4 separate regions of the Homo sapiens genome follow, and all the other regions are linked to region 2. Evidence: chromatin contacts called from ENCODE Hi-C or POLR2A ChIA-PET data. All regions are on one chromosome and are shown on one strand. The core of a region is the stretch at or near the end of the contact, and the rest is flanking DNA. Distances in the headings are between cores, read along the strand shown. Region 1 has its middle 180 kb from the start of LINC02015. Region 2 overlaps TBL1XR1 (TBL1X/Y related 1). Region 3 overlaps LINC00578 (long intergenic non-protein coding RNA 578). Region 4 overlaps LINC00578 (long intergenic non-protein coding RNA 578).

Evidence for each region. Hi-C counts contacts between places; a loop is a spot of excess contacts on that map. ChIA-PET counts read pairs that join two places held with the same protein, here RNA polymerase II (POLR2A). Pooled maps may share reads with other maps.
Region 1: a map of naive thymus-derived CD4-positive, alpha-beta T cell shows a loop between it and region 2 (2.3-fold over the local background). The contact joins two enhancer-like sites. A Hi-C loop is called at or near these places in 1 of 168 maps with a recorded cell type or tissue (naive thymus-derived CD4-positive, alpha-beta T cell) and 7 of 50 pooled maps. POLR2A ChIA-PET finds 5 or more read pairs at or near these places in 2 of 52 experiments (activated naive CD4-positive, alpha-beta T cell and naive thymus-derived CD4-positive, alpha-beta T cell).
Region 3: a map of naive thymus-derived CD4-positive, alpha-beta T cell shows a loop between it and region 2 (2.7-fold over the local background). The contact joins two enhancer-like sites. A Hi-C loop is called at or near these places in 7 of 168 maps with a recorded cell type or tissue (CD4-positive, alpha-beta T cell, CD4-positive, alpha-beta memory T cell, CD8-positive, alpha-beta T cell and 3 more), 7 of 37 single-sample maps with no recorded cell type and 19 of 50 pooled maps. POLR2A ChIA-PET finds 5 or more read pairs at or near these places in 1 of 52 experiments (AG04450).
Region 4: a map of CD8-positive, alpha-beta T cell shows a loop between it and region 2 (2.5-fold over the local background). The contact joins two enhancer-like sites. A Hi-C loop is called at or near these places in 2 of 168 maps with a recorded cell type or tissue (CD8-positive, alpha-beta T cell and PC-3), 2 of 37 single-sample maps with no recorded cell type and 1 of 50 pooled maps. POLR2A ChIA-PET finds 5 or more read pairs at or near these places in 2 of 52 experiments (CD4-positive, alpha-beta memory T cell and activated CD4-positive, alpha-beta T cell).

The regions. Positions count from the first base shown.
Region 1 is chr3:178,000,361-178,003,060 of GRCh38, reverse strand. No RefSeq gene overlaps it. Among named protein-coding and RNA genes, the nearest start is that of LINC02015, 180 kb to the right of the region's middle. Within about 2 kb of position 1,265, at least 3 of the 41 ENCODE cell types and tissues checked have a DNase peak (open chromatin) inside an H3K27ac peak, as active enhancers do.
Region 2 is chr3:177,056,508-177,059,207 of GRCh38, reverse strand. All of the region lies in intron 3 of TBL1XR1 (TBL1X/Y related 1), which reads left to right. Among named protein-coding and RNA genes, the nearest start is that of TBL1XR1-AS1, 20 kb to the right of the region's middle. RefSeq lists enhancers at 1,045-1,114, 1,155-1,214. Within about 2 kb of position 1,372, at least 4 of the 41 ENCODE cell types and tissues checked have a DNase peak (open chromatin) inside an H3K27ac peak, as active enhancers do; they include CD8-positive, alpha-beta T cell, where a contact is called at or near this core.
Region 3 is chr3:177,596,231-177,598,930 of GRCh38, reverse strand. All of the region lies in intron 2 of LINC00578 (long intergenic non-protein coding RNA 578), which reads right to left. Among named protein-coding and RNA genes, the nearest start is that of LINC00578, 160 kb to the right of the region's middle. Within about 2 kb of position 1,295, at least 28 of the 41 ENCODE cell types and tissues checked have a DNase peak (open chromatin) inside an H3K27ac peak, as active enhancers do; they include CD8-positive, alpha-beta T cell, where a contact is called at or near this core.
Region 4 is chr3:177,641,614-177,644,313 of GRCh38, reverse strand. The region is part of intron 3 of LINC00578 (long intergenic non-protein coding RNA 578); the gene reads right to left. Among named protein-coding and RNA genes, the nearest start is that of LINC02015, 170 kb to the left of the region's middle. Within about 2 kb of position 1,378, at least 6 of the 41 ENCODE cell types and tissues checked have a DNase peak (open chromatin) inside an H3K27ac peak, as active enhancers do; they include CD8-positive, alpha-beta T cell, where a contact is called at or near this core.

The DNA of each region.
Region 1 (2,700 bases), core at 16-2,515, 940 kb before region 2:
GAGATACCAACACTCAATTCATGATATAAGACAATCAAATAAATGCAATTCCAAAGAAGGGCAAGCCTCAAAAAAAAAAAAAAAAAAAAAACAGATACACAAACTTATTCACCTACATCAGAGTATACAACATAAAATGGATAAAAACAACTTAGCAAAAGCTTAATAAATTCTTCAATACTAAGTGTGGTCAAGCATGTAAGTTTAGAAGAGCTGGTAGAACCAGATGTAGGGAAGCCAACACTCACATTTTCTATTCCACAGACTTCTATCAGATGCTTACAAGAAAGACTGGAGGATGAGCAGGTTACAGGGAAGAGTGCCACTCAGTGTGGCACAGGCATAAAGGAGATGATTGGCAGTTACTAATGACCAGGCCAGAGCTGTGCCTACTTCCCTGAACTGTTCTTTCCTACAAAACAAAAGCCTTAATATTCTAGAGAAGGGCAATGAACGCTCTCACTCTCAGCAAATGGGTAAAGATGCATTGCTTCTGGTATAGGAGTAGAATAAAACCAACATTTTATTGGGAAAGGAGTAGAAAAGCTTCTCATCCTTAGGACACAGCCTCCATTCTTGCTGAGATGGAAGTAAAAGCAAAAGTCCTTCTACTTGAGTGCCATACACTGAATGTTTGTATCTCCTCAAAATTCATATGTTGAAACTTAATCCTCAGTGTGCTGGTGCCTTTGGGAGGTAATTAGATCATGAGAGTAAAGCACTCAGAAATGGAATTAGTGTCCTCATAATGAGACCCCAGAGAGATCACTCAACCCTCCTGCAATGTGGGGATGCAGAAAGGAGATGACCTTCTAGGAACCAGGAAGAGGACCCTCACCAGACACAGAGTCTGATTTCACCTTGATCTTGTACTTTCCAGCCTCTAGAACTGTAAGAAATAAATTTGTTGTTTATAAGTCACCCAGTCAATAGCATTCTGTTATAGCTCCCCAAATGGACTAAGACATTGGGGGAAAGGCAAGAAATTGTCTTGAACCTAGCATCCTACACTCATAACACAAAGAGATCTGTCATAACTGGAGGAAGAACAGGAAACTCCTACCTAAGACCACAAAAAAATATAAAGCAGTGTTTGGCTGGGGTGAAAAAGAAGAACAGGATGTAGAGAAAGCCCCACCCCTGAGGCCCAGGCACACAAATCTTGCCTAAGACTGACCAGGAAAATAAAACAAAACAAAAATGCCATCATTCCATTACAAACCTAGCAAAACTAACATGCAACAACAGTGTACTGCTGGTCACGAGCTAGGAGAGAAACTCCCTGTGTGGCACAGCTATGCAGGGTGGTTCTACCAAAACCAGAGAGTACAACTCCAGCACTGAGAAAGATCCTCCAGGTCCCCAGGCACCACACTAAGCACAAGCTAATGGAAGACAAATGCTGTAAGATTTAAAGCCAGTGCTACATTAGAACAGCATTATCAAGGAAAATAATCCAAGCCCAGATCAACAACTAACTATATTAAATCCACTCACCATGCTAAGAACTTCACCAAAGAAGATGCAAGTCCTTTTCCAGACATAAATACTATTAATCTCAGACCCAGTAATTCCTTTTCACACAATGGAATCACTCAATTGAAACTACAAGGCACACAAATGAAACCCAAAAAGAGCTATCAATTGTTAATGGTAAAAGCAATCCACAAAACCAAAGAAATGACCTAGATTTTAAAGCAATCAGATGAATAAAATAGCCATTATTAATATGTTAAGGTATCTAGTAGGAAAGACGGATTATATATAGGAACAAATAGTAATTACAACAGATAGAAACTACCTTTAAAAAATCAAGGCTGGGCACGGTGGCTCACGCCTGTAATCGCAGCACTTTGGGAGGCCGAGGCAGGTGGATCACGAGGTCAGGAGATCGAGATCATCCTGGCTAACATGGTGAAACCCCGTCTTTACTAAAAATACAAAAAATCAGCCAGGCGTGGTGGCGGGCTCCTGTAGTCCCAGCTACTCGGTAGGCTGAGGCAGGAGAATGGCATGAACCCGGGAGGCGGAGCTTGCATTGAGCCGAGATTACGCCACTGCATTCCAGCTTGGGCAACAGAGCAAGACTCCGTCTCAAAAAAAAAAAAAAAAAAATCAAGTATGGGCCAGGTAGTGGTGGTTCATGCCTGTAATTCCAGCATTTTGGAAGGCCAAAGTGGGAGGATCACTTGAAACCAGGAGTTTGAGACCAGCCTGGATAAGATAGTGAGACCCCGTCTCTACAAAAAATAAAATAATTAGCTAGTCATAGTGGCATGCACCTGTAGTCTGTGCTACTCAGGAGACTAAGATGGGAAGATTGCTTGAGCTCAGGAGTTTGAGGCTGCAGTGAGCTATGATTGCGCCACTGCACCCCAGCCTGTGCAGCAGAATGCATTAGTACATTCTTGCACTGCTATAAAGAACTACCTGAGACTGGGTAATTTACAAAGAAAAGAGGCTTAAATGGCTTACAATTCTGCAGGCTATACAGACTTCTGCTTCTGGGGAGGCCTCAGGAAATTTATAATCATGGCAGAAGGGGAAGGAGGTGCTTTTTTTTTTTTAAGGAGTTTCGCTCTTTTGCCCAGGCTAGAGTGCAGTGGCACAATCTTGGCTCACAGCAACTTCCACCTCCCGGGTTCAAGTGATTCTCCTGCCTCAGCCTCCCAAGTAGCTGGGATTACAGGTGCCTGCTAC
Region 2 (2,700 bases), core at 123-2,622:
TCGATGGAGTCAGGTTGAAGTGGTTATCAGTAATGTGCTTCTAGTCATGAAGAACTGCAGTGAAGAGAGCTCAGCGTCTGGTATGTCCGCCTTCAGTCTGCCTTTTAGTTTTTATCAGTAGATGACCAGCTACAGAAGTGCAAGTAGGTATATAGTTTTGTTTTATAATCAAATGAAATACAGAATAACCTTGATTTTACACACATGGTTGTATCCATGACTAATTGACAATAAACAGCAAGCAGTTGTCATAAATGCTGATAATTACAATTCTTTTTTTTTCCCAAATAAGTTTTTCTCCTCTTTTTGTAAGCTGAATTACCATTTTTTGCTGACACAGGAAATTCGTATTACACATTCCTGCTAGCACACTTATCAAAGGGACAATGGTCCTTTAATAGTTGCCAAACAGAGAATTTGTTCAATGTTTTTTAGGACTAGCCAGCATAGCGAGAGTATAAGGAAACATGGAAATTGCTTTTGGCATTATTAATAATCTTTTTGGAAAGCAATTTGGCAATGATGAAAACCTTCTTTAAAATGCTTATATCCCCTTCAGCTTTTGAGGGAATCCATCCTAAGGAGAAAAAAACAACACACATTGTACATGGCAAAAGCCTATACATATAGATATTTGAGGTAATATTCTTTTAAAATAGTGATCATTGGAAAAGTTCGAAGGTCCAGCTATGGCGTGAATAATTTACTGGCTGAATATTATGATGCTATTAAAATTATTTCAGAAAGTATTATTTATATAAAATGTTCATAGTTACATGTATTTTTAAGGGCAAAATTAGGGCACGAAATTTTATAGCTAGTGTATCAGTACTAGATCTAGCTCTTCAATAACAAAGATCCCCTGTGTCATTTTTTCCCCATCCTATTTACCTTTTCTAAAATCTGGATCTGTAGGGCAGAGTTGGAGTCAAGAAAGCATTTGATGATGAGAACATGAGTATAATTTGCTGAGCTTTTCTGACTTGAAGCTTATATAGGACCTTGGATCAATCAGATTTTCGTTTCAGACTAGGGCAGTATGTTGTGGTCATATTTAAGCTTTGCCTTTTTTACCAGTTTGTCTCATCTAGTCATCCTGTACCATAATCATGGTGTTCAGAGTCCATTTTCTTATTCTTGTATTGCCTATTTGCAAGGTAGAGTTGGCAGGCTCTGTATGACTAACTCCCCTTTGAGAACACAGTCCCTAACATCCTTACAGAAAGCACTTCCTGAAACAAGCGATCTATAGAAAATGGCTGTTTTGTGATCTTCATGCGTGCCACCCCACTCCCTGCCAGCTGTCGTTGCTCGTCTCTGTCACTGAATGACTATATACTTCATGTGTTTCAGTCTTATTTCTTTCTGGAGTCTCTCTTCTCCCTGAGTCTCAATACCCTAGTCAGTGTTTAGAGTACTTGATTACAGAGGTACTATCAGATTTGCTCTTACACTTGGAAAGAAGGGATGCTATTTTAGATGGTCATGCCGGATTTTAACATCTAACAGATTTAGGTGGTCTCTTTTGCCTCCTATTATATAAATCAAAAGCTGTCCCTGGAAAAAGCCTTTTTCTGCATATATATATTTACAGATAAATGGAAATAGCTTCTGGCACAAAACTAGTTCAAGTTTTAGATTTTTCCAAGGAAGACTTAAGTCATATGCTTTTTCTGGAGTCACAGATTTTTTTGATGTGCCAAAATACATTATAGTATAATTGCATTCTAATTTAAAAAATGTTTATTGAGTACTTGTTGACTCAGGTAATGTGCTAGTTTCCCAGAATTAAAGGATTACTAGACTTAAACCCTTTTGTCAGGATCCCAGTCTAGTAGTCACACACAGGCAAACAACCATAGCCACACAGTTGATAACCAGTGTGGTAAGTGCCACACATACAGAAATTCTAGGATCAGCGTAGGAGAGACTGGTTAGCCCTGGTGTAGTGAAAGAGGATTTCACCTCCATTCAGATAGGAGAAAGAGCAAAGGAGGACATAAGGCTCAGAGGCATGATGTATAACACAGCATATTCAAGATGTTAGATGTAATTTGCCACCACTTGAATTTATTGTGTAATGGGAGTGAGACGGGGTGTGTAGTATTGAGATGAGACTGGAGAGACAGAAGAGCCAGATTACAGAAACAACTGTGTGCCATAATTAGGCGTTTGACCTTTGTTATGAAGGCCAAGGGGATCATTGAAAATTCTCAAGCAAGAAGTGATATGTTCAGTTTTTTGTTTTACAAGTAATAGTCTAGCTGTAGCTTGGCATATATACTGAATTGAGGAGGAGGGGAAAGAAATGTGTATAGCAAAGGGTAATGGGGACTAAACGCAGATCTGGCAGAAAAGGTAAGGTGATGAGCATCTACAGATGGTAGAGTGGTAGGATTTGGAGTAGGATGGTAGGATTTGGTAAATTGTCAAATGCCAAGGGACCGAGAGAGAAGAGGGAGTTAGGATGACTATGACTTTCAGGTGTAGTGAAATGAGATCAGAAGTTTCTAAGGAAAAGTAGTTTTAGGGAGGGGAAGAAGAAAATTGATTTTGAACATAGTAATTTTAAACTGCTATGTAATGCCATGGCTAGAAATAAAGAAAATATTCTAGTTGAATTCAACATTTAAGCAGAGCATTTAAGTTTGGAACTTCTCTAGGGTAAACATTAGTGAGAAGTGCCAAAACAATGCTAAT
Region 3 (2,700 bases), core at 46-2,545, 540 kb before region 2:
CATCAATAACATTTGAACTAAAATGTAATCGAATTGAATAGAAGTTTAATGATATCGCCAAGCTTAATTAGGCTGCAGCACTGTAAAAAAAAAAAAAAACTGGATCCTAAATAGACTAGTAGGTTCAGAAAACCCTGTCTGGTGGGTATCCGTCTGCACAGCATAAACAGACTGCTGCATTGACTGGAGAGAAAATAGGGAGGTAGGAATTTGCCTATGCAAAGCCAAGAAGCTGGCACTTTCCACCATTGGGTATGCAACCTGGTGAAATTTGGCAGTCAGTCTTAGCCAAAGGGGAAAGAAGCCACTCTGTCTTTAAGGACAGGCTTTCTGGAGAGACCTGCTTTCAAAAATCTCAAGGCCGTGACAAGTCACCACAAATCCGTCCTTTGCTAAACTGACTCTAAAGTGAAGCAACTGACTCCCTTCTGTGTTCCAAAAGCTTTTACATATTCAAGAGTCTTTTTCATACAGTAGCTCCAGAAAGACCTTTTTGAGTTTTTTTTTTCTTTTTTTCCATTTTAAACATCTTTTGTCTGGCAAATAAAGTCATCCTTCATCATTTTAATGTGTAAAACATTTCCAGCCAAAATGTGATTGAACTGTGCCAGATCAAAGGTTATAATGCAATTTGTCCAAGTCAGTAGGAAAATAGAATGTTAAGCATGAGAAACATTCTGAGACAGCAGGGGTGAAATGTAGTCCCCTCTCCACTGTGAACAGGGTAAGAGAAGATGAAAACCCAGGAAAAACAATTCAGCAAAAAAACAAGAACATTCAAAAGCCCAGAAGAGAATTCTGAAGTGCGGAGAAGACCTGGAGAATGTCATATTAACGATGAGTGGCAACTGAAAAAAAAGAAGAAAACCTTTCAGGAAGTAGAGGATACACGAAGTCAACAGGAAATGAACTGTGGGTTATTTAAGGTTATCTGAGAGCTAAATGTGCCCTAAGTGTGACCCAGTAAAGGAGGAAAGGTCTCTATAGAGATGCTAAGAGGTTGTCTGCTGGATGCATTACAGTGGGTATTAGACTTCTGGTTGTTTTTTTTTTAATCAATATGTGATCCAAGAATCACATCAAAGAAGGCCTCTCCTCCAAGCCCCATAAGCCAAACATAGGCTGCCTACGTTTGAAAGACCTGTACATACACAGATCCCATCCCTCAACTGCCTCCGTGTGTTTTTAATGGACTCTTCACAAGCCTAAACTGGCTATGTTCCAGCCATGAAGCATGAGGCTGGAGAACAGCTTTTTTGTCTTCACCAGCCAAGCATTCACTTCCTGTGAAGCCAGATAGATAATGAGAGGGAAACAAAACCGCGTTGCAGGGTCATCAGTTCAGCCTTGCCGCTTCTAAACAGAAATATATGTAGTGAATCAAAAAAGGCTTGTCTGAATGTGCCTTGGTCGAAGCACTGAGAGTCTACCTAGAGCATTCAGCAATGTCTGGAGCATTTCTGGAAGCCATCCACAGGAAACTGAAGCCACCGCATTGATTTCATAAGGATTCATTCTCCCCAGGCTGCTGGGTTTAAAATGGGCTGAGTGAGCCAGAGTACAAATTCAAATTTGCTTAGGCAATACCGAATCCTGCTAGATTGTAACCCTCTGCTGCCAAACTTCTGGAAAACTGCTTAAATTATGGCCATAATGTCTCTTGTCAGAAAACAAATGGATAAAGTCTTCTCCCACTTCCTGGGAAGAAACCAGTAAGCTGGGATAGCTTGGAGCACACTGGAACATTGCAAACCACAAATGTCTAAATTACCCAGCCAGGTGAGTCCATCCAGTTCTGGTCTGAAATGTGCCCTGAAGCAATACAGACATGCAGAACAGAGTTGCCCTGGCATAGTCAGCAGCGTGGAAAGCTGTGTGATTAAAGCCAAGGGATGTGCATGGGAGTTGTATGAGTGAGCAGAAGGAGGTATAGCTTTTGATACAATCTTCCTCCTTTGGGATGGAACACTTACACCTCTGGTTTTCATTTGCAAAGAGAAAAAAAAAGCAAAAGAATAAACAACAGAAAATATGACTTTGGATGCTTCTTTCAACATCTGAGTAAACCTTTAAGGAGATTCCAGGCAATAGAACTTGGCACTGTGCTTCACAAGTTGGTGTAAAATAACTGGTGCCAAATGCTAAAAGGGAATATCCTTATGACTCTGCATGAAAACTCTGGCAAAGCCCACTCCCTTGCAAAAGGGTCTTCCATGATGCTTTTGCCACAGAAATCCAGTATAATTCCACAGCACTGGGGTCTGGCACCTTTTCCTGGCATGACTCCTTGCTGTACGTATATGTGTATATCCAAGCATCTATGCTTAATGAGCATGCACTCAAATTCTATCTGGCTCGCCTAGTTAACAAGGTTTGGGCAGTCAGGAATATGTTGGGGCAATCACAGCATGGTTTTAAGATAAAAGGAAGGTGTTCTCTTCCTGGAAAGACTCCAGCAGTCCACAACCTAGACAAAGCCACGTCTGAGTCAGAGCCTGTGACCTGTGAATGTGACCAGTTCCCCAGAGTTTCTGGAAGACTTCACTGTAGTCTCCTTCAGCAAGTGAATTGCTCCCAGTCCCACCTCAAGCAAGTTGACACTGAACAGCAAATCTGCCCTATATTCAGCTGAAAATTCATGTTGGTTTGAAAGCCAAGAGGAGGGGATAAAACCTCTTGATGAAGCTAATAGGAGGGGTT
Region 4 (2,700 bases), core at 129-2,628, 590 kb before region 2:
GTTTTGTTTTGTTTGTTTGATTGTTTGATGCCGTTATCAAGTAGAGCAGACCTGGGAAGACTGGTGCATCCTTATTTCTGTCATCTTAGAAAATAACATATATAAGAAAATATTTATATCTAGGGCAGAAGAAAATTAGAGATATATTTTTTTCCTTTCAGCCTCTTCTCTCCTCCATTTTTACTGCTGAAAAATTATCCAAAGGCATGAAAATATTTCATAGAAATGTCTTCTGAGTTGTGAGGGAATTCTTGCCCATTTGAACAAATTGAATAGACATTTGAAAGCAAATCAGAATGCCCCTTACTGCTTGGCCAATGTGTAAGGATTTGGAGCTGCTTATCTGTGTTGCCATGTCCTTATTACTACGGGTTTCTTGATCTGCACAATCGATGTAATGAAACCTGGTGCTGAGTATGGCTATAAAACTGTTCTTTGGGTGGTAGTTCATGACAAATATGTGTAAACCAATAAGAGAAATAAAAGACTGCATTAGAAAAACTTTTTGAAAATGTAACTAATACCTGAAATAACCCAAAGTTTTTGCTTTGTGTCCTGTGGAGATTTATTATGCTTTCCAATGAAAATAATCAGTGATGTATACATGACCTGGCACCTGAAAACGGAATTTTCCACACCACTTTGAGACTTTTGTTTTTTCCCCCATTTATAAAAAAGATTTAATCCCTCAACCACCAAATAAAAAGTAGAGAGGAATGAACAGTCCTGATTCATTACTATCATGCTAATTCCACAGTTACGTTGTTTCCACAGTTAACGTTGCTCATTTTATCTAATGCCACTCAGAATCACTTGGTTTTCTTTTTTTTTTTTTTTTTTCTTGGCTTGGAGACGGAGTCTTGCTCTGTCTCCAGGCTGGAGTGCAGTGGCACGATCTCGGCTCACTGCAACCTCCACCTCCAGGGTTCAAGCAATTCTCCTGCCTCAGCCTCCTGAGTAGCTGGGACTACAGGCATATGCCACCACACCCAGCTAATTTTTGTATTTTTTAGTAGAGACGGCGTTTCACCGTGTTGGCCAGGATGGTCTCAATCTCTTGACCTCGTGATCCGCCCGCCTTGGCCTCCCAAAGTGCTGGGATTATAGGCATGAACCACCACACCCCGGCCTACTTGGTTTTCTTAAAGTCTGTTAGCTAAGTTTGTGCAGCTTCTTAAAAATACAATATTGGTTTTAATAACCCAGATTTGAGATTATTTTGGTTGTTAGCATAAATTTCATCTTCTTTCATGCTAGAAACATTTCCTGTTTCAAAACCATTCAGCCAATAAGTATTGTGCTGTTATTTTTGTGGCTTTTACAGGATCTGACAACTCGAGCAGCTGCCATCAAGGTACATCATGGCACAAAGGACGGCTCTCAAACATCGGATGTACAGAGACTACCATTAATATTGCAGTGTGTGTCTTTTGTATTAAGTTGGTTTCTGAAAATATCTCTGACAGATGCTGCTAGGCCAAAGTGCCTCCCACAGCTGCAGCTCTAGAGAAATCCGCGGTGGATGTTCTCCTCTAACAGTTTTCTGGTCCCTGTGACAGTGCCCACTGCTTCACTACTGCTCTCAGGTGGTGTGCTTGGTGGCAGTGCCGTGGGCATGGGAGGTTGTGGAGGGGGCTGGGCTATGCAAACTGCTGAGCCAGAACCATCCCTGTGGTGGAGCCTGGGACCCAGCACCCAGCACAGCAGCAGCCAGGAGCTGAGCTGGCAATGGAGAAAGAACGCTGAAAGGGAATGGTTGCCTGGCGTTTAGTAAATGAGCTGTCTGAAAATAATCTGAATGGGGAGAAGGAGTTTTCTTCTCTTGTGATTTTCTGGGATTCCATTTATTCATATAATTACTTCACCTCATTTCAAAAACAATGGTAGGGGGTTGGGGGAGGGCTTGAAGTGCTTTAAGCAGTGCCCCTCTGAACATATACCCAGGAAACAGTTTGCCTCTCACTGTTCCATGTCTGTTGTTTAGCTCCCAAACAATTAAGCAGGAGCACATAAGCTCTCCCAGGCTGAGTCTGCACCCACTGCAACAGTCACCTCACAGTGAGAGAGGGAGAGATGACGAGGAGAAGTTTCATTAACCTTTTCCATGCCCCAGACAAACAGCTTGATTTCAGCTGAGACCCAGTATGGCCCCAAGAAGTGGAGGGTTCAGAGTCCTTTCCAATGGGCCCTCCCGCCCTGTCGTTCACCTGCCCACTCAGCCCAGAAGGAAAGTTGTAGACCCCTCTTCTTTCTAGAGCTGCTCATGATTCTTATTAATCAAATGAGAGGAGCAGAACGTATGGTCAAAACAAGCAACATATGCGGCCCCACATTTTTAAGATACTTATCGAAAAGGGATTATCTGTTCCCTGTAGATGGATTCAAAGATAGCAAATTGCACGCTCAGAGTGCACAGGGTACAAAGCGCAAATAGGCAATTTGGTTCAATATCTCCCAACTTAAACCCACTGCTTTTTCAACAGAAATGTTTTTTACATCAAGTGTTGCCTCTGTTCTCACTCTCCCTCCTTCTTGATCTTTTAATCTAACCCTGTCTTCTTGACTTCTTTCTAGCCCCTGCCCCATTGCCATTGGTTTATAGGTCAAATTGCTTGAGTTAAATGCATAGAAGATGCAACTATTTCAGACCTCACTTTAAACAATGTGGTAAGTGTTAAGACAGAATAAAAGATAAACCAA